Linked DNA regions of Homo sapiens: region 2 is linked to region 1. A link is a loop called in an ENCODE intact Hi-C map of the cell type or tissue named here. Cell type or tissue: PC-3. All regions are shown on one strand. Links, peaks and the distances in the headings refer to the core of each region. The heading gives the core; the rest is flanking DNA.

Region 1 (11,045 bases), core at 1,531-9,530:
TGTTTCTCCAAAGAAGATACAACAACTCTTGAAAGTTTGGAGGGTCCTTGATTAGCGTAACTCTTATCTGTCTGAATACTTGCTGATATTTGAGACAGATACATTAAAGAGACAGCAGTAGTTTTTAAGAGCAACAGTGCACAAAACTGCTGCCATCAAAGCAAATTTTTATCTTGCTGGGTACCTCTAGGTACTCAGAATATTCTACTGACTGTGCTTAGGGAAATTTTTCCTAAGATGAGAAATGGTTAAACTAAATTCCCTATCCATTTTACAGCAAATATATATCAGTTTGAAACAAGCAGAATTCCTGAATTGTATGTTTAGTTTTTGTTTGTTTGTTTGTTTGTTTGAGACAGAGTCTTGCTCTGTTGCCAGGCTGGAGTGCGGTGGCGTGATGTCGACTCACTGCAACCTCCAACTCCCTGGTTCAAGTGATTTTCCTGCCTCAGCCTCCTGAGTAGCTGAGATTACAAGCACACGCCACCACGCCCAGCTAATTTTTGTATTTTTAGTAGAGACAGGGTTTCACCGTGTGGGCCAGGATGGTCTTGATCCCCTGACCTCATGATGCACAAGGATTATAGGCACGAGCCACCGCACCCGGCCGTTTAGCTTTTTTTTTTTAATTAAGTGTTTTATCTTACTATAATTCTAGATTCACATGCAAACATAAACACCCATGTACTTTTTATCCATTTTCCCCTAGTAGTAACATATTTCAAAACTACAGTATAATATAACAAGCAGGATACTGACATTGACACAGTCAAGAAACAGCATTTCCATCTCTACAAGGATTTTTAATATTGTTCTTTTATAAACACACTCACTGCTCTCTGCATCTCCTCTTCCCTCCAAACTTTCCCCAGCAACCAATAATCTATTTTCCATTTGTACAGTTTTTTAATTTTAAAAATGTAATACAAGTGGAATCATACAATACGACGCAGCCTTTTAGGATTAGCTTTGTTTATACTCAGCATATTTCACTGGTTGTGTGTATCAGGACTTGATTCCTTCTCATTGCTGAGTAGTATTTCATAATATGGTGATACCACAGTTTGTTTAAACGTTCACCCATTGAAGGAAATCTAGGTTGTCTCCAGATTTTTTTTTTTTTTTTTTGAGACAGGGTCTTGGTCTGTCACCCAGGCTGGAGTGCAGTGGTGTGATCTCGGCTCACTGCAACCTCCACTTCCCGGGTTCAAGCAATTCTCCCACCTCAGCCTCCTGAGTAGCTGGGATTACAGGCACCCGCCACCATGCCCAGCTAATTTTTGGACTTTTAGTAGAGATGGGGTTTCACCATGTTGGCCAGGCTGGTCTCAAACTCCTGACCTCAGATGATCCACCTGCCTTGGCCTCCCTAAGTGTTGGGATTACAGGTGTGAGCCACTGTGCCCGGCCTCCAGGTTTTGACTATTATTAATAAAGCTACTATAAGCAACTGTGTATAGGTTTTTACATGAACATAAGTTTTAATTTTTTTGAGGGGGGGTAAATATCCAGGAGTGTCATGGCTGAGTCATATGATAGCTGCATATTTAGTGCTTTTAAAAACTGCCAGGTTATTTTCCACAGTGGCTGTACCATTTTACATTCTTATCAGAAAGGTGTTAGCAATCCAGTTTCTTCTCATTCTCACCAACACTTGGTGTTGTTACTATTCTTTTTTTTTTTTAACTTTAGACATTCTAATAGGTGTGCAGTGATATCTCATTGTGGCTTCAATTTGCATTTCCATACTGGCTGATGTTGTTCATCATCTTTTCATGGATTTATTTGTCATCTGTATGTCCCCTTCAGTGAAACATCTCTTCATGTCTTTTGTCTATTTTCTAAACTGATTTTTTTTTCACCATTAAGTTAGGAGGGTTCTTTACAAAGTGAAGATACTAGTCTTTCATTAGATATATGGATTGAAAATATCTTTCCTAGTCTGTAGTTTGTATTTTTATCCTCTTCTCAAGGTTTTACACAAAGCAAAAGTTCTAAATTTTGATGAAGTCCAATTCATCAATTTTTCTTTTTATGAATCATGTGTTTGGTGTTCAGCCTAAGTACTTTGGCCTAGCTCTAGAGCCAGAATACTTTCTCATTTTTTTCCTTTTAAGTTTTACATTTGACATTTAAGTCTATGATCCATGTTCAGTTACTTTTTTTATTAGCTATGAGACTTTGATCAGGGTTCTTTTTTTTTTTTCTTTTTGACTGTGAATGTGCACTTGCCCTTTGTGCCTTTGGCAAAAATTCATTTGGGAATATTTGTGCTGGTCTGTTTCTGAATTCTCTATTCTGTTCCATTCATTTATGTGTCTATCCTCCTTTAATATCACAGTCTTAATTACTGCAGATACATAATAAATCTTGAAATTGGGTAGACTGATTCCTCCAATGTTATTATTTTTCAAAATTGTTTTACTATTCAAATCCTTTTGCTTTTCATGTAAATTTTGGAATAATCTTGTCTCTATCTACAAAAAATCTTATTGAGTTTTGATAAAAATTTAATTAAATATGTATAACAATTTGGGGAGAACAGACATCAGTAAAGATGTTGAGTCTTTCAGTCCATGAAAATCCAACTCTTTCCATTTATTTAGTTCTTGATTTCTTCCATCAGCATGTCATAGTTTTCAACATACAAGTCCTGTATATATTTCACTAGATTTACATCAAAGTATTTCATTTTTCTGAGCAATTGTAAATTTTATTGTATTTATAATTTTGGTGTCCCTTTGTTTGTTCCTACTATATGGAAATGCAATTGATTTTGTATGTTTATCTTATAATTGTGTGATTTTGCTGAATTCACATATTAGACCTGGAAGGATTTTGTACATTTCTTGAGCTTTTCTACATGAATAATTAAATCATTTGCAAATAGAGACAGTTTTCATCTTTTATTTTATTTTTTCATCTTTTCCTGTTAGTATGCCTTTTATTTTTTTTTTTTTTCTTGCCGTATTACACTGGCCAGGACTTCCAGGACTATGTTGAAATAAGAAGGGTAGAAGCAGACATCCTTGCTTTGTTCCTACCCTTAGAGGAAAGCATTCGGTCTTTCACCATTAAGTATGGTATTAGCTTAGGTTTTACGTATATACTCTTTATCAGGTTGAGACAGCTCCACTTTAGTTCTGTATTGCTGAATTCAATTTGCTAATATTTAGAGTCTATAACCACAAGGAATATTAGTCTGCAGTTTTCTTTTGTTGCACTATCTTTGTCTGGTTTTGGTGTCAGGATAAAATTAGCTTCTTAAGATGGATTGGGAAGGTTTCCCTTCTCTTCTATTTTGTAAAAGAGTTTGTGTAGAATTAGTGTTAATTATTTAAATATTTGATAGAATTCTCTACAGAACCTATCTTGACTTAAAGATTTCCTTTGTAGGAGTTTACAATTATGAATTTCCTTAGTAATTATAGCATTGTTCAAATTGTTGATTTCATATTTAGCAAGCTGAATAAGTTGTGTGTACATGTTTAGAGATTTGTTAATTTTATCTAAGTTATAAAATTTATGTCTGTAGAATTTTTTGCAGCATTTGTCTTTTATCATTTCCATGCTTCAGGGCCTGTAGTTATATCCCTCATTTTGTTCTTGATTTTGGTAATTTGCATCCTCTCCCTCTCTTCCTATCTCTCTCAATCTCTCTCAGTCTTGGTAGGGGTTTGTCAACTTTATCTATCTTTTTAAAGAATTAGCTCTTTGTTCTTTGTTTTTCTCCCGGCTTCTCTGTTTTTAATTGCATTGATTTCTGCTTTTATCTTTATTATTTCTTTTCTTCTGCTCGATTTTTGTTTATTTTGCTCCTATTTTGTAGATTCTTGAGGTAGATTTAAATGATTGCTTTGAGACTTTTCCTCTTTCGGAATACATGTATTTTAGTGCTGAGACTCTCTTTCTCAGCACAAGTTGAGCTGCGTCCTACAAATTTTGATTTTCATTTTCATTCAGTTCAATGCATTTTTAATTTCTCTTGAAATTTCTTCTATGAATCATTTATTATTTAGAAGTATTTGTTTAGTTTCCAAGTGTTTGGAATTTTTCTATAATTTTTTTTGTAACAATTGTCTTAGTTCATTTGTGTTGCTATGAAGAAATATCTGAGACTGGGTAATTTATAAAGAAAAGAAGTTTATTTGGCTCACAGTTCTGTAGGATATACAAGAACTATGGTGCTCACCGTTCTGCAGGCTGCTTGTCCTCTGGTGAGGGTGTCAGGCTGCTTCCATTGTGGCAGAAGATGAAGAGGAGCCAGTGTGTGCAGAGGTTACATGGCAAGAGAAGAAGCAAGAGAGAGCTGTTAAAAAAAAAAAAAAAAGGACAAAAAAACAAAAACAAACAAACAAAAAAAACACAGCTCTCTTGGGAACTAACAGAGTGAGAATTCACTCACTGATGCAAGAAAGGCACCAAGCCATTCATAAGAGATCCACCGCCATGACCCTAACATCTCCCATTAGGTCCCACTTCCAACATTAGCGATCAAATTTTAACATGAGGTTTGAAGGAGTCAAACATCCAAACTAAAGTAACAATATATCAATAGATCAATAAATCAATTGATGTATTTATCAACAGGAAAATAATAGGTTTCTTATTTGATTCCATTGTGATCAGAGAACTTTTTTATTATTTTAATTCTTTTACAATTTTTGAGGTTTGTTTTATGGCTCAAGATACGATATATATTGGTATATGTTCCATGGGCAATTGAAAATAATGCATATTCTGTTGTTTTGGGTTGGAATATTCTGTAACTGTCAAGTAGAATTTATCTGTTGATGATTTTGTTGAATTTTTCTATGGTTGCTGATTTTCTGTTGCTGTTTTTAAATCAATTATAGAGGGAGGGACATTGAAGTCCCCATCTATACTTATAGATTTGTCTTTTTCTCCTTTCATTTCTATCAGTTTTTGCCTCACATATTTTGCAGTTCCATTGTTTGGTATATACACACTTAAGATTACTATGTCCAGTTGGTGCACTGATCCCTTTATCATTATATAATGTCTGTCTCTGCCTCTGGTAAATTTTTTTGCTCTGAAGTTAACTTAATCTGATTAGTATAGCCATTCCTACTTTCTTTTGATTAATGTTTGCATAATATACTTTTTTCCATCTTTTTGCTTTCAACCTACCTATATCTTTATACTTAAGGTGAGTTTCTTGTAGATAGTACGTAGTTGAGTCATGTTTTCTCATCCACATTACTAATATGTCTTCTAATGGTATACTTGACTATTTAATTTAAAGTAATTACTGGTATGTCAGGACTTAAGTTTGCCATGTTATTTTTTATTTTCCATTTCTACTTTTTCATGTAGTTAAATTTACATAACATAAACTTTATTATTTTTAAGTGTACAGTTCTATGGTATTGAGTACATTCACACTTTTGTGTAACTGCTACCACTATCCACCTCCAGAAATGTTTTATCTTCCCCAACTGAAACGCTACACCCATCAAAGATTAACCCCCATTCCTGAACCCCTTAGCCTCTGGCAACCCCCATTTTACTTTCAGTTTCTATGAATTTGATACTCTAGATATCTCAAGTAATTGGAATCATACAGTGTTTGCCCTTTTGTGACTGACTTATTTCACTTAGCATAACATCATCAAAATTCATCCGTGTTGTAGCATGTGTCAGCATTTTCTTTCTTTTTCTAAGGCTGAATTTCACTGTATGTGTGTATAACATTTTGTTTATCCCTCCATGTGTGGATGGACATGGATTGCTTCCCTCTCTTGGCTATTATGAGTACTGCTGCTATAAACATGCATGTACAAATATCTATTCTAGTCCCTGCTTTCAATTATTTCGGGTATATACTCAGAAATTGAATTGCTGGGTCATATGATAATTCCATGTTTGATTTTTTTTAGAAACTACCAAACCATTTTCCATAGTGACTGTACGCTCCTACATTCACATCAGCAATGCACACTTTTCCATATCCTTGTCAACTTATTTTCTGTTTTTTAAAACTAATAATCATCTTTCTGCTATTTTTTTGTTTCTCTAGTTTTCTTTTACCTGCTTTCTTATATGTTATTTGAATATTGTAAATAATTTCCTTTTTAATTATCTGTGGTGGTTTTGAGTGTATCCTTTTAACAGAGCTTATTTAGTGTTTGCTCCAGGTATTACACTGTATAATTTCTCATAGTCTACTGGTGTAGTCATTTTACCAGTTTGAGTAAAGTATAGAAAACTTTCCATACTTTACACATCTTTACTCTTCCCTGTTTATAATTGTTTTAAATATTTCCTCTATATTCATTTAGAACCTCATCAGATAGTGCCATTTTTTTCCCTTACAACTTCAAACATAATTCAGCTAACTAGAGGGAAGAATGAATATCTATCATATTTACCTATATTTTTGCTTACCACATTCTTTTTTCCTGCTGGTTGTCCTGATATGGAGCCGCAGGTTTTTCAGTGATGTTTAGCTAAAATAGGGTGGTTCTTGTCTAAAAGTATTCTAGCTTGATAGGCCCCTCCTTTCCTTCTTTTATTATTTTCTTTGGGTTTACATTATTTTCTTTAGCCATTCTTTTAGAGTAGATCAGTCAACAACAAATTCTGTTTGCTTTCATTTGAGAATGTCTTGATTTTCTGTCATTACTGAACATTATTTGGATATAAGATTCTGAGATTGCAGTTCTTTTCTGTCAGCACTTGCAGAAAAAATTGTGCCACTTCCTCCAGATCTCTAGTATATTTGATGAGGAATTGGCTAGCATTCAAATTGTTTTCACCTATAGGTAATGTATTGTTTTCTCTGATTTCTTTTGAGTTTTTCTTTGTCTTTGTTCTCAGATGTTTAATTATGGTGTCTTGACGTGTATTGGGTTTATCCTGTTGGTGTTTGCTTAGCTTCTGGGTCGGCAGGTTTATATCATTTGCAAAATTTGGGAGATTCTCAGCTATTATTTCTTTGAGAACTTTTTCAGCCTCACTTTCTTTCTTCTCTCTCAAATGGCAATGACATGAATGTTAGATCTTTTGTTATAGCCTTACCTAGCCCTGGGGCTCTTCATGTTTTGTTTTGTTTTGTTTTGTTTCCAGTCTATTTTCTCTCTGTATTTCAGATTGGGGAATTTCTGTTGTTTAACTTCCCATTCACTGATTCTTTCTTCTGTCCCCTCCATTCTGCTATTGATCCTATCCATGAGGTTTTTTTTGTTTTGAGACAGAGTTTCACTCTTGTTGCCCAGTGCAATGGCACATTCTCGGCTTACCACAACCTCCACCTCCCAGGTTCAAGCAATTCTCCTGCCTCAGCCTCCCAAGTAGCTAGGATTACAGGAATGTGCCACCACGCCCGGCTAATTTTGTATTTTTAGTAGAGACGGGGTTTCTCCATGTTGGATAGGTGGTCTCAAACTCCCAACCTCAGGTGATCTGCCCGCCTTGGCCTCCCAAAGTGCTGGGATTACAGGCATGAGCCACCACACCTGGCTGATCCTATCCATAAATTCTTAATTTTTTTATGTCTGTATGCTGCTGAAGAGTGTCTAATTTTGATCATTGCATTTTTCAGTCCTAAAATTCTCATTTGATTTTTCTCTATATGTTCTGTTTATTTGGTGAGACTTTCTGTTTCCTTGATGAGGCTCTGTTCTCTGTTTGTTCCAAACATATTTGTAATTATTTATGGAAACATTTCATGATGGCTGCTTTGTTAGATAATTTATCAGATTTGTTAATTTTGTAGAATCTGCTAGATAATATATTTATCAGATAATTCTAACATACCTGCCATCTTGTTTTTGGTATCTATTGATTCCCTTTTTTCCATTCAATTTCAGATCTTCCTGGTTTTCGGTAGAATGAGTGATATTTTTATTGATAATTAAACATTTTGGTTATTACATTGTGAGATTCTAGATCTTATTTATACCTTCTGTTTTAGCTGGTTTCTTCGGACACTGCTTTGACAGGGAAAGTGGGTCACCACCTTGTTATTGCCAAGTGGGAGTAGAAGTCTGTGTTCCCCCTTAGCCTCCTTTGATAGTTAAAAATCCTGACTCTTCACTAGGCCTCCCCTAATACCAGTCCAGCAGGAAGGAGAGGGGCATCACATTACTGTTGGGTGGGGGTAGATAGAAGTCCAGGCTTCCAACATGGTCTCCACTGACAACTGAAGACAACTTCATTACCACCTGATGGAGATAAAAGCTCTAGCTCCCTAATAAGCCTTCTCTGACACTATGGCAGTGGGGGAGTTGGGGACCCTCTTTATAACTGGGCAAGGGTAAAAGTCTGAACTCTCTGCTTGGCCTTTGCTGGTAGGGATGTGAGTGGAGGTACAGTTTTACCTGTGATACTTGTTGAAGTAGAGTGGTAGTTGTGTAAAAGTTTTCTGGTTTGCTAGATTCCCCTTTTCCTTGGCTTTTGTAGGAACTTTTGTGTCAGCATTTGATGGCAATTCCAGGTTGCTGGCTTCTTCATCTCTAGGTCTGGAGTATATAAAGCAAAAACAAAACGAAACAAAAACAGAAGATGAAGCAAACAACCCCAGGGAACTCACCATCATGTAATCATGTGATTCTTTGGATCTTAAGGTCCCTGGACAGACTGCCTCCTTTTTGTCATTGTTTAGAGTCTTCTGATATTTGTTTTATATATAACTCTTGGGGGGGGGTGGTTAGTGTATCTAGTAGGAGGAATAGGTAAAAGTACATCTACTCCATGGAAACCTCGGCTTAGTTTTAACATCTGTCAGTAGGTAAGAAGGTCTTCCCTCTTTCCTTCTTCTTCATAGGAAGTAAGAGCTGGCATGTTGAGATAGCAGCAAGAATGTGAGCTTAAGTCATGTGCCTCTTATGTTAGATAAGATAAACTTGAATAAGCCTCTTTTCCTCATTTCCTCTATGGTAAATCTTAAAAATAATATTTTAGTTGCAGCAGGGCATTAAACCAAGAGTTAAGGCTACAGGGGCCAAAGTAAATTTTTCCCATTTAACATTTCTACATTGGCAATTCAGAGTTTGTTGCAGGCAGCTTTTGAAATGAATCCCAACAACTCTCCCCTTGGAGTATTCATATCCTTATGCAATTCCCTACCCTTGAATGTGGGCTGGTCTTAGTGACTGACCTAGTGACTCCTCTAATAATAAAGAGCATAGGGCAAAAGTGATTGGATGTTGCTTCTTAGATTGGGTTACAAAAGACCATGTCCCCTTTTGCTTACTCTTTCTTGCCTTGCCCATGCTGATGGAAGCCAGCTGCTATATTGTGAGCTTCTCCGTGAACAGGACCACAAGACACAGAACTAAGGATGGCCTTGGATCAACAGCCAGTGAGGAATTGAGGCCCCACAGACCAACAATCCTAAAGGAACTAGTCCCGCCAACAACCACTTGTGTGGGCTCGGAATCAGGTCTACCCCAATTCAGGTGCGTGTTTCTTAAGGATTCCAGAATTCTAGCTACCTTGGGGCTTATCTGACTGAATCAACACAATGTCCACATGTACAACAACAATGTGACGTTCTGCAGGATGTCCAAATGGCCTGGATCTCATCTGACTATATTATGATGGAGGGTGGAAGAGTGAGCACAGCATTAGAGCAAAACTGTAAATGTCACATGCTGCAAATCAAATCTTAAACCAGAAGTCTGTATACATGTAGATATGTTTCTGAAGTCTAGTTTGTTCTATTTGTTTACCCTTCCACTAGTAAGAGTTAATTACTGTAGCTTAAAATAAGTTTTAATATCTTATAGGAATTATAAATTAGGTTTTGTTCTTTTTTTATTATTCTCAACTCTCTCTATTTTCATATAAATATTAGAATCAGCTTCCCAGTTTTGAGACACACACACACACACACATACACAAACACACACACGTTGTGGGATCTTTTAAAGTTGGGATTGCTTTGGATTTACATCAATTTGTGAATAGTTGACATCTTTACAACTTTGAGTCTTCTGATCTACAAACATAACAAGTTCCTATATTTATTTAAGTTTTCTTTAATTTCTATCAATGATGTTTGGAAGTTTTCAGTGTTGAGATTACGTCTATATATTCTTAGGCATTTGATGATATTTTATACTATTGTAAGTGGTATTTAAATTTCTTTCTTTTGTTATTGGTATGCAGAAATAGAATTGCTTTCTATATTGAATAAGAATACAATGATTTATTAACATCATTTGTAAACTATAATTATCTGTAGAATTTTTGGATATGCTATTAAAATGATCATGATAATATTTTTCATTTCCAGTATTTATTCTGTTACATATTTTTGTTGACTTGTTAAAGTCATTAATACTCCAGGACAATGTTGAATAGCAGTGGTGCAGATATGTAATCTTGTCTTGTTCCTGATCAAGGTGCAAAAGGTAGAAAAGTGAAAAGCTTTTAAAAACTCATCTTTATAGCCAGGCATGGTGGCTCATGCCTGTAATCCCAGCACTTTGGGAGGCTGAGGTGGGCAGGTCATCACTTGAGGTCGGGAGTTTGAGACCAGCCTGGCCAACATGGTGAAACCCCATCTCTACTAAAAATACGAAAATTAGCCAAGGGTGGTGGCAGGCGCCTGTAATCCCAGCTGCTCAGGAGGCTGAGACAGGAGAATCGCTTGAACCTGGGAGGCGGAGGTTGCAATGAGCTGAGATCGCACCACTGTACTCCAGCCTGAGCAACAGAGCAAGACTCTGTCTCAAAAACAAACAAACAAAAACAAAAAAAAACCTTCATTATTACAAATGATATTCACTGTAAGTTTTTGTTGATATCTTTGATCAGATTAAGGAATTTCCCTTCTTTTCCTAGTTTGATTCCAAAACAGGTGTTGTAGTTTACCAAAAGATTTTTTTATTTAAGATAAATGCACCATTTTTCCTCCTTTTTTTCTGTTAACGTGAAAATCACATTGATAGTTTTTTTTAATATTATACCATGTTTGCAACTTCAGAATAAACTAATTTGGTCATGATGTATTTTTCTTTTTATATAGCACTGGACTTGACTAGCTGATAGTTTATTTAAGATTTTTGCAACAATGT
Region 2 (11,045 bases), core at 974-8,973, 110 kb before region 1:
ATTTTTACATCAACTTTTATGAAATATGAAATAGGTAATTCCAATGTAACTTAAGCTATTTCAGAACACTAAACAAGACGAAAAACCCTTCCAAATTCTCTGTATGAAGGTAGCATAAAACATTCCAAAAATTCAATAAAAATCCATAACTACACTCAATCACAATTATGAATGATGATGTAAAAATCCAAATTAGGTATTAGAAACAAATGTAGCAACACATAAAACTCCAAAGAGAGTTCATCCCCAGAGTACAAGGATGGTCAATATGTAAAGGATGTCTAGTAAAATAGGGAAATTTTGGATGTCCATTAGTAAGACTATTATTTATATTGTTCTGGGCCATCAGTCAATGGATTAGAAAAAAAATTCATATGAAGAAAACCTTAAAATGTAACCGAAAGAAAAAAAAAAGACTAAGCAAATGGAAAGGCATAGACACTGTGTACCCAGAAGATTCAGTGTCATACTAACTCTTGCTAAACTGACTTATAACTCTAACATTATCTCAATTTTGAAAACCTAAAGGAAGAAACTAAAATTACACATCACAACACGGATGGATCTTAGAAATAAAATGTTGATCTCAATAAGCTCAAAGGAGTATATGATTCTGTTTATATGAAATTAGAAAACAGGCAAACTTAATTTGCTATGACAGGCCAGCAATTAGAAGGAAGCACAGGGAGTTTCTGGGCTTCTGGCAATGCTCCGCTCCTTGATCTGTGAACTGCTCACATGCATGAGTGTAGTTTGTATTCAGTATGAATAAATAAGCAAAGAAGAATTGCCAGGAAAATTCTAGAAAAAAATATTAGCCAAGATTAGTCCCAGCAGACACTATAATATTGTGGCATGGGGGGATAGGTAGACAGACTTGTCAGTGAGATGGAACAGAGAACCAGGAAGTGGTATGGAATAGAAGAAAACCTATGGAAAATAATTTTCAGTAAATGGGAAAGACTATTTGTACTACAACTTAGAAACAATAAAGGAACAGATTCAACAACAGATTCAACTATGTAGAAGTAAAAGCAAGAAAACAAGCAAGCAAGACAGAAAAAGAGAAAGTGGGGAGGGAATGAAGAAAGAAAGAGGAAAGAAAGAAAAAGAAAAAATCTAGACAAATCAGGAAAAATATGTGAACCTCATGACCAAGACATATAAGTTAGTATACACAGACCTCCTAAACATCAGTAAGAAAAGACCAACCAAAAATGGACAAAGAAATAACAGGTAGTTCACAGTAAGGGTAATTAAATGACCCAAACATAGGAAAAAATGTGCAATCTCACTCACAATAAGCAACGCACTTTACAACTATGGGAGACCAGCTGCCACTATCAGACTGGGAAAAGACAAGTTGTTGCTGTGTTGAGAAAGGTGCTGGTGGGAGTGTAAAGTTTCCTAGCTCCTGTGGAGGCCCATTTAGCCACATCTGTCAAAATTACAAATGCATGTGCCCTTTGACTCGGGAATCCCATTCGCAGGAATTTAACCTACTTGTATGCAGGCACTTGTGCAAATGGCAAATTATGAAGATATTTGCTGCAGGGCTGTATGTGATAACAGAAAATTGAAAGTAGCCTAAATTTCCATCAAAGGCAGTCATTAAAGAAACGATTATGCAGCAGACAGTGAGTACTACAGAAAAGTTAAAGACAATGAGGCAACTTTTAATGTCCTGCCTTTAAATTTATATGATACATATATATTTAGAGAGAGAGAGAGATGCATACATCTATCTCTGGATGTATTGTGTACATCTATTTCTGGAAAGATACAAATTAAATTCTTAAGCAAGAAAATGGATGGCTGGGGAGTAAACAGTGTGGGGGAGAATTTTAACTTTTCAAATTATCCTTTTGTGTATATGACCTTTTCAAAATGTGTATTTTATTTCATTTTATTTAAAGATATGTATATAAAAATAACTAAGAGAACACACATACAAGTTTTTCTAGGTTACTTCTACGTGGAAAACATTTAAAAATATGGAGGCAACTGATCAAGAGAATAATTAACAGCTAAGAGAATATTAACTTTGCTTTCAAAAGTAGGGTTAGAATCCATCTAAGTAGGAAAAATAAAGTTTTCAGTACCAAAGTTAATATGAAGGAGAATCAATATTCTGTATAAATGGAAGCTGTGGCTCAAAACCATAATTTGTCAATATTTTTTCAAGATGTTTAATTTGAAATCTTTGCATTAGGCTGGGGGCTTTTATTTAAAAAAAAAAAGATATTCTTACGTTATTACAGAAAACCAGTTTGTCCAAGATAATTTTCAGGTAAGGAAATACCCCTGAAAGGGATACTTACTGGAAACTTTCACTCATTGAACCCTCACCTTTATCAAGTGACATTGTAAAAGATTAGGAAGACTTCAAATGACCCTGTGATTAAGTAGCAACCACAAATAATACTTCACATTTATATGGCACATTATAGTTTTCAAAGTACTTCACATTCACCAGTGCCTTCAGGATAACAAAGACGACCCTATAGGGTAACAACAACATCCATACATTCAGGAAGGGCACATCGTAATGCAGATTCTATGTCTTTGGGCACTGAAAATTCTTACAGAGAATAAGTGATAACCATGAGGTTAGATAAAGCAGCAACGGGAATGGATTCAAACAGAGCAGTCATAGCTGGTATGTTCCGCATTCACATATAAGAGAAGAAAAGGTCAGATAAGTTAATTTAAGAGTGCTTTAGAAATGTCAGAAAATATTTTAAAATACTGCAGAAAAAACAGAGATTATTTCATGAAAGAAACCGGAACTACACAGATTGTGCTAAATTAACATACGCTTCATGCATTAACAAAATAAATGATTGGATTTATTTAGTCTTTCTCTTCTGAGAATTTCAAAAGAGCTGTTCAATTTTATCATCTCATTACTTCTCATTGTAGTCATTATATAGTATTCTTAAAGGGGTATGTTAATATTAGTCTAATTTTATATGTGGATGAAAAATTTGGAGAATTGAATAAAATCTCAAGGTCTCTAAAATGGTCAGTGGTGTAAGTTCAGCTTTTAATGAATGTCGCAGTCCACTTTGAGGGAGTTACACCTCCCAAAAATAGACCTGATATACAGAAAACCATCATTTTCATAGAACAAATAAGATATAAGTCACTACAGAGTAAATTTGCGCAGGGAAAGAAAGTTAACTCACAAAAACAGGTAGTATGACCAACTTTTGGCATTTAAAAAACAAACAAAGCAAGTATAAACCAATTTCTCTATGATTTATTCTCTGTGACCTTAGAAGGATGACTAACCTTTTTTTAAAAAAAAAATCTTTGTCCTCTGTGTCCTTTGTTTAATATTTCTAGCAGGTTGTGAAGAATTAGTCATTATGTTTGAAAAGAGTCCAATGAATTGTAAATACAATAAAACCAATTTTCATCAGACAAATGTGCAAAAATGGCAACTCAGGGTAAATGGCAGCCTTCCTATCTCAGGTCCAAGGTCATGAGCTTGATAGTTTACTTCAGAAAGGATATCTTCCAGGGTTTACAAAAGATCTGGGCTTTCTGGAACCACTCAGGTTTTTACATTGTTGCATTATTGAATGAAGTAGCTCATTGTCCATTTCAGCGGCCCTTGCTATAATCTGTAACTTTAAGCATGAACAGGCAGGGCTCCAGTCCTGTCCACTGATTAAAGTTACAAAAATTCTAAAAATCACAATTACTCTGTCTAAAGCTGAAAGGTAGCTGAAGCTATGAGAATAAAGAGTAACCTAACACAGGCTGAATTCAAAGCTTTGACACTAACAACAGATGCCAATAAATGTTAACTTATTACTGTTACCGTATCATCACCACCATCAGCATTGTTGTCATTATTCTTACTTGTTTAACTGCACTTTTTTTTCACTTGTTTGTTTGTTTTAACCTGTCACTAAACTGAAGCTCAAGACCCCACATCTTTAAATGCATGAAAATGAACCAGAGAAGCAGAGTCAAGAGAAAAAGGCTAATTTACAAGCTCACAAGACCTTCAAAAAGAACTTCATGCTATTTTTTACTAACACCTCCTTCATTTATAATTACTCAGCTGTCATACTGACATAATGAACTGGGCCTTCAGATAATGTGAAAGTCGAAACACTCCCTTGTAGTATTTGTTCACTTAAACTTTCTCCAGATAATTGCTTGCCAAACCCCTCCTGTCCCTCAAGTCTTTGCTCAAATCTTATCTTCTCAATGAGGCTACTCTGTCCTCCCTACTGAATACCAGGTTAACCCCCTCCCCATTCCTGACTCATCTTACCCATCTTTTCTTACACTCCTCTTAATGTTTATAAAGAAATTATCAAATCTAACATACTACATAATTTACTTATTCATCCTGTCTATTTTTCATCTGATCCTGCTAAAATATAAGCTCCATGGTAACAGGCAACTTTGTTTTATTCACCATTATATTCCAAATAACTAGAATTAATGCTTGACGTTCACAAAAATAGGTATCAAATGATGAAACTAATCTTTCTGTATATTCTGTCCAATCTGTTACAAACCAAGTGAATATTCTTATTACTTGGATTTATTGCAGCATTGTTCATGATGAGTAAGTCAGAATACTGGTGACAACAGGGCTGGGTTCAAAGGCTCAAACCTGTAATCCCAGCACTTTGGGAGGCTGAGGCAGGCGAATCAGCTGAGGTCAGGAGTTCAAAACCAGCCTGGCCAACATGGTGAAATCCTGTCTCTACTAAAAATACAAAAATTAGCTGGGCGTGATGATGGGTGCCTGTAATCCCAGCTACTCTGGAGGCTGAGGCAGGAGAATTGCTTGAACCTGGGAGGCAAAGGTTGCAGTGAGCTGAGATCGTGCCACTGCACTCCAGCCTGGGCAACAGTGCGAGACTCTGTCTCAAAAACAAACAAACAAACAAACAAACCAAACCAAAACAAAAAAAACTGATGACAACAAGATAAAAGTTACAATTAATCTCATATATGTATAATTTGGTTTGCTCAGAAAGCATTATGTTTTTAGATGTGATATACTTGAGAGTCTTGGAAGTTACTAATCCAACTTTTAATTCTGACTATCCTAAGGAAAATGTTTAAATTTTTTTGGCACAGTGAAATTGATCTTTGGTGTAGGAAAATATACTAAATGAGGGGCGGGGGGAGAAGGGATAAATATGCCTTCTATTGAATTTTCTGTTTCAATAAGTCCTTCATAAACAATACCTAATATTAAAATAACAGCTAATATGTATTAGCACTAGTTAAATGCTATGCTTTAATGCATTAGCTCAATGAATCCTCAAAACAACACCACAGGGCAGATACTATTATTCCACCATTTTACAAAGGGGAATAAAGACGAGGTTTCAAGTAACAAAGGCGAAGCCAAGATTGGAGTCCATGTCTTCCTGCATATGCTTGCTGTTAATCGCAGTGTTATATTCCCTTGTATTGCTCAGCAACTGATGGTGGGTTACACCAAATTATACCACCCAGGTAAAACACACACACATACACACTTGCCCTATCTCCCAAGTGTAATCCAAGGTAAGTATGACAGCTGGCATTTCCAAAGTTTCAGGATACCAATCCAGATGCTTTTTGTCTCAAGAAGTTTGGCACGGGGCCTGATATGGGCAATCCTATTGAGCTACTAATAATCTCTAAAATTGTGTGTTTTACCTCTAGAAATGGAAAGGTTTGGGGAAAAATAACTAAAAGTTGGGGGAAACATTTTATATCCCAGAAAGTTTTCCATTTTTTAAAGAATTCACATACAGTTTTTGAGGGACTATTTTTCCTCACCCCTCCCTTTAACCGCTGCAGTTTTTCATCTCTCCTCATATCCAGATATCTCAGACCATTTTTAAGGTCTTTCTATTCATATTTCCTTTCTCAGCTCCTTCCAAGAAAATATCCTTTTCTCTAGTTGAGTGACCTCAATGGCTGGTGAACCCATAATCATTGTTCTGTGTCTCTATGAATAGTTTCTTCCTCCATCTCCTCATGATTGCATCACTCCCCCACCATCTTTTTCTTTTTCTTTTTCTTTTTTTTTTTTTTTTTTTTGAGACAGAGTCTCACTCTTGTTCAGGCTGGAGTGCGGTAATGCAATCTCAGCTCACTGCAACCTCCGCCCCCGCCCAGGTTCAAGTGATTCTCCTGCTTCATCCTCCTGAGCATCTGAGATTACAGGTGTCTGCCATCATGCCTGGCTAAGTTTTGTATTTTTAGTAGAGATGGGGTTTCACCATGTTGACCAGGCTGGTCTCAAACTCCCGACCTGAAGTGATGATCTGTCCACCTCAGCCTCCCAAAGTGCTGGGATTACAAGCGTGAGCCACTGCGCCCAGCCATTCCCATCCCTTTTCACTTACCTAATCCTACCCACCCAGAAGTCCCCACTTACGTTTCATCTGCAAGACTCTCTCATACTGAGGGTGACCAGCCACCCCAAGACTTCAGCACTGAATGTCCTGTGACCAGGAATCCAGGACATTTGTCCACCTCACACAACCCTCCTCACTGATACCCACCATCTTTCAGCTGCTCCACAACTCCATCCACTCCACAAAGCCTGTCCCTCTCTCGGGTTGCTATCTCCTTATACTGGTTTATCTTGACTCTGTAAGACCCTCGATGGCAAGGACAACTCTGGATTAATGCCCACCATCTCCACTTCCTCATCCCTCATTTTTTCACTGTAAACCACACCCCCCCATGGTTTTGAACTACTGAAGCTGAATTTGTAAACGTCAGAGGTTTCTTCACCACCAATTCCCGTGGCAACTTTTTCCTCTTCTTCCTCTCTAGGGTCATGACTGCTCCCGCAGGTAGATTAGATCTCCTATGAAAGGGATTATCTTTTCTGGTATTAGCTACTGAGGCTCCTTTCAGACAGGAAACTGAAGTCAAAGCAGGTGCAAGAGAGAGGAAAAGCATAATCACGCTCTGAGCTTATGGTCGTCAGGTCTAAGTGGAAGCCCAAGAGAGAAAGCCAGGTGTTCTGGGTTAATGTGAGGGCTGAATTCCATTTCGTAGTCTCATTTGCCTTTAGTAACATCTTTCTTAAATGACCCAGCTTTGTCTGTACTGCCCGTGTTATCACAAGGTTTTGAACAAAGGGTCTTATGCCCTCACTTGAACAAGTGCTTTATCGGCAGAGTTTATTTCCCTTTGTGGACAATTCTCAAATTTTTTTGATCTCAGGATCTCTTAATGTGCTTAAAAATTATTAAAAACCTCAAAGAGTTTTTGTGTATGTGCTTCATAACTATCAATCACTTCTGTATTGGAAATTAAAACAGAGACATCTAAAATATTTATTTATAGCTTTATTTTAAAGATAACATTAATAATTCCATTACATGGTAACATTAAATACATTTTTAGAAATAATTCATTTTCCCCAAACTAAAACATATAGGTAAGTTGACTGGTATTGTTTCATATGTTTATAAATTTCTTTTATGCCTGGGTTAATAGAAGACAGCTGCATTGTCTTATATGTTTCTGCATTCAACGTGTTGCAATATATTGTCCTGGCTGAAGTATATGGAGAAATTCTAGCCTCATAAAGATATGTATTTGCAAAAGGCAAAGCATTTTTTTAACTTTTTGTTTGGATGGAGTTGTAGATTTACATGCAATTGTAAGAAATAATACAGAGGAATCCTAAAACCTTTCACCTGATTTTCTCCAATGGAATTATGCATAATTATTATGCAATAATTATGCAATAATCATGCATAATTACCATACAATATCACAACTAAGAAGTCAACATTGATAAAATCCAATGACTTTATTCAGATTTCACCAGTCCTACATACATTCGTGTGTGTGTGTGTGTGTGTGTATATTTAGTTCTATGTGATTTTATCACATATGCAGATTTATGTAACCATCATCACAGTCAAGACACAGTACAGTTCCATCCCACAGGTCTCTCATGCTACTGTTTTTATACTTGTTCCTTTCCTCCCTTTCTCCTTCCTCACCTCTCTAACTCTTGATAACCACTAATCTTTTCTAAGGCAGATGTATCTTTAACAGCCTTTTCAGGTAACCATGGATATTCTTTGATACCATAAAAAAGTAGTAGTCGCTTAAAGATTAGTTGCAGTGTGGAATGTGAAACCATTGTTAATGAACTTTTCTTTAATACACTTTGAATGGATCTTTTTGCATACTTTGGAGATACCAAAATGACATTGGTCGTTTGGAACATATTGGTTCTCTGAGCTATTTAGATTTTCCAAATGTTGCCACATCTCATTACCCAATATCAAAAATCTCATTAATTGATATCACTACCAATCTTATCAGGAAAGTCTTGTAAGTATTTGAAAAGTTGTTGAGCTCATATTAGCAGCTAAAAGCTTTCTAAAATCCTGGTTGTTGCTTGGAAGCTCAAATTTTAACACTGGTAACAAATACTGCCAGTGGTTTTCCACGGAATAAGAGATTCACTTTGTTCATTTTCAAGAAAATGTCTTCTTTTTTTTTTTTTTTTTTTTTTTTTGAGATGGAGTCTCGCTCTGTCGCCAGGCTGGATGCAGTGGTGCGATCTCTGCTCACTGCAAGCTCCGCCTCCGGGGTTCACGCCATTCTCCTGCCTCAGCCTCCCGAGTAGCTGGAACTATAGGTGAAATGTCTTCTTAATATCCAAGTCTGAATAATTATAATTTGTCTATCAATCATTCTTTCAAGTAAAAATGGTGTTCCATTAAAAAAGCAGGTGAGATCAATGTACAACTCAAAGAATTACCCAAGCGCTTTTTATTTCTTTTTATTTTTTTGAGACAGCGTCTTGCTCTGTCACCCAGGCTGGAGTTCAGTGACATGATCTCGGCCCACTGCAACCTCTGCCTCCCAGGCTCAAGTGATTCTGCTGCCTCAGCCTCCCAAGTAGCTGGGATTACAGGCGGGAGCCACCATGCCTGCCTAATTTTTGTATTTTTAGTAGAGATGGGGTTTCACCATTTTGGCCAGGCTGGTCTGGAACTTCTGACCTCAAGTGATCCGCCCACCTTGGCCTCCCAAAGTGCTGGGATTATAGGCATGAGCCACCACGCCCAGTCAAGTGCTTTTTCTTTAAAATGTCATCATACTTGGGTGTGCAGAAATGCTTTATATGCATTTCTCATTTTGTCATATAGAATATTAATCACCTGTACTGAGGATTTGAGAGTAAATAAAATCGGTATTTTTTACTGCTTTGTCAGGGACATTTTAAAGTGAACCTGGCATTTTTCTTGTACTGCATGTGCATGACACTGAAGAATACTACAGTTTGAAGCCACTACCTTGGTTTGTGCAACTCATCCTTGCTTTTTGCATCATCAGTGCAAATGTCAACAGAGTGAATAAAAGCAAATAACATTTTCCTAGAATTAGGAAAACAGTTTTGACCTTGTAGACCCCCTGAAAAGATCTCAGGGGTCTCTCAGGGGCCTCGGATCACACTAAGAACTGCTGAGCTAAGATAATAAGCGAAGCAGTAATTAGTTAAAGATTCCCAAACAGAAGGTGGTTCTTAAGGGTTGATTCTTCTTTCAAGACCAGCATTGGAGAATCCAAATACATATATAAAAGAGCAACCCCATACAGCCATTCCTTCTTTCCTGGACACTAACTTTTTGTCCTCTTTGTCTAATTCTTTTAAACTCTTTCCTTTTCTCATTCTTGCCACCATCTGTTTAAATATACATTTGCCACCCGATTTCTGTCTTAGCTCTCTGTTCTTGTGTTGCGATATATGTCCTTGGTGGATTGTGCTGGACTCGAAAGAGCAGATGTGGTTACAGTACATGCCTATGAGTAGGGCACGACACCAATGCTTTTCTCCAAATGCCAGATTTGGGGGGTTAAAAATAGCACCGAAGCAACAAATGATACATTTTAGGATAATCAAGCACAAGACAGACTCTCATCTGGGACAGTTTCCTGCTCAGAGGTACCAGATGGGGAACAGGTCCCAGAGAATCACACTGGTCGGTGATCAAGGAGGAGGAATCTGAGTTGTGGTGTGGAGGGTTACAGACACTTGGCACTCCTCTTAGTACCAGGCGTTCGACTCAAGAGAGGGGTAAAGTCTACCTAACCTAGAAGATTCTGCAGACTGGATTCCTCTGGAACGTGATGAGATTTGTTTTGGCAGGCAGCAGAAGGGCAGAGCACAGAGTCAGCCAGCATGAATGAAACGGATATAGTTTCAGATGGACGTTCTAAGTCAAAGGCACCCCCACCCTGCCCCAGCACTTCCCCACCCTTGATCTCTGCATGACCCAAGAGCGAAGTTTGCTTCAGTACCTGACATGCTGCTTAGGACACTTCTTCCAAAATACGATTTCCTCTACCCTTCTTCGTCTTTCTGAGTTCCTGGTTCTCTCCCGTTCCATCTTTATAATCAGTTGCCTCAGAGCAACACACCAATAAATTACCTTTTCTCTAAAACAATATTCCAGGTCATTTCATATCATTAATATCCACCTAGTTGCCCAAGCTCAAAGCCTGGGAAGAAGTATCTTGAACACTTCCCATAAACATCCACAATTCTAAAACCCAAGAAGCTCTGAAAATAAAAACCTGTTTTTGGAAGGTGGCACCAGAACTCATTTGGCATCAAAACTTGACTTGAAATGACATAAGGCTGTTTGTGGTGTTGATTTATCCCACTTGCTGAGAATAGTCTTACATTTTAGGACAGAAATATTAATGTGTTTGATTATAGGGTGCTGCCTCATACCCCACTGGGGAAAGTGTTAATGTTTTTTTGTGTACTATCATACTAAAGTCCCCCAAATTCTAAAATCATCAGATGCTCAAGTCCCATATGTAAACTGGTATAGTATTTTCATATAACCTATGCACATCCTCCTGTATACAGGCATGCTTCAAATTATCGTGGTTTGCAGATACTGCATTTTTTACAAATTGAAGGTGTGTGGCAACACTCCAAGAGCAAGTCTCTTGGTGCCATCTTTTCCAACAGCATTTGCTCACTTTGTGTCTCTGTATCACATTTGGCAATTATCACAATA

Evidence for each region. Peaks named below come from ENCODE experiments on the same cell type or tissue, not always from the same donor. Only the 100,000 strongest peaks of a DNase experiment are listed, where the experiment ranks them.
Region 2: it touches region 1 in a loop (4-fold over the local background); 5 of 110 quality-filtered maps call a loop at or near these places.

Annotation. Positions count from the first base shown.
Region 1 is chr1:233,419,270-233,430,314 of GRCh38, forward strand. No RefSeq gene overlaps it. Among named protein-coding and RNA genes, the nearest start is that of MAP3K21, 97 kb to the left of the region's middle. In PC-3, for the core only: a CTCF peak has its summit at 5,757 (motif pointing left); no DNase peak of the experiment used is centred there; H3K4me3 peaks cover 329 bases.
Region 2 is chr1:233,312,515-233,323,559 of GRCh38, forward strand. It overlaps a transcript of PCNX2 not described here. Among named protein-coding and RNA genes, the nearest start is that of MAP3K21, 9.7 kb to the right of the region's middle. In PC-3, for the core only: no CTCF peak of the experiment used is centred there; no DNase peak of the experiment used is centred there; H3K27ac peaks cover 1,201 bases.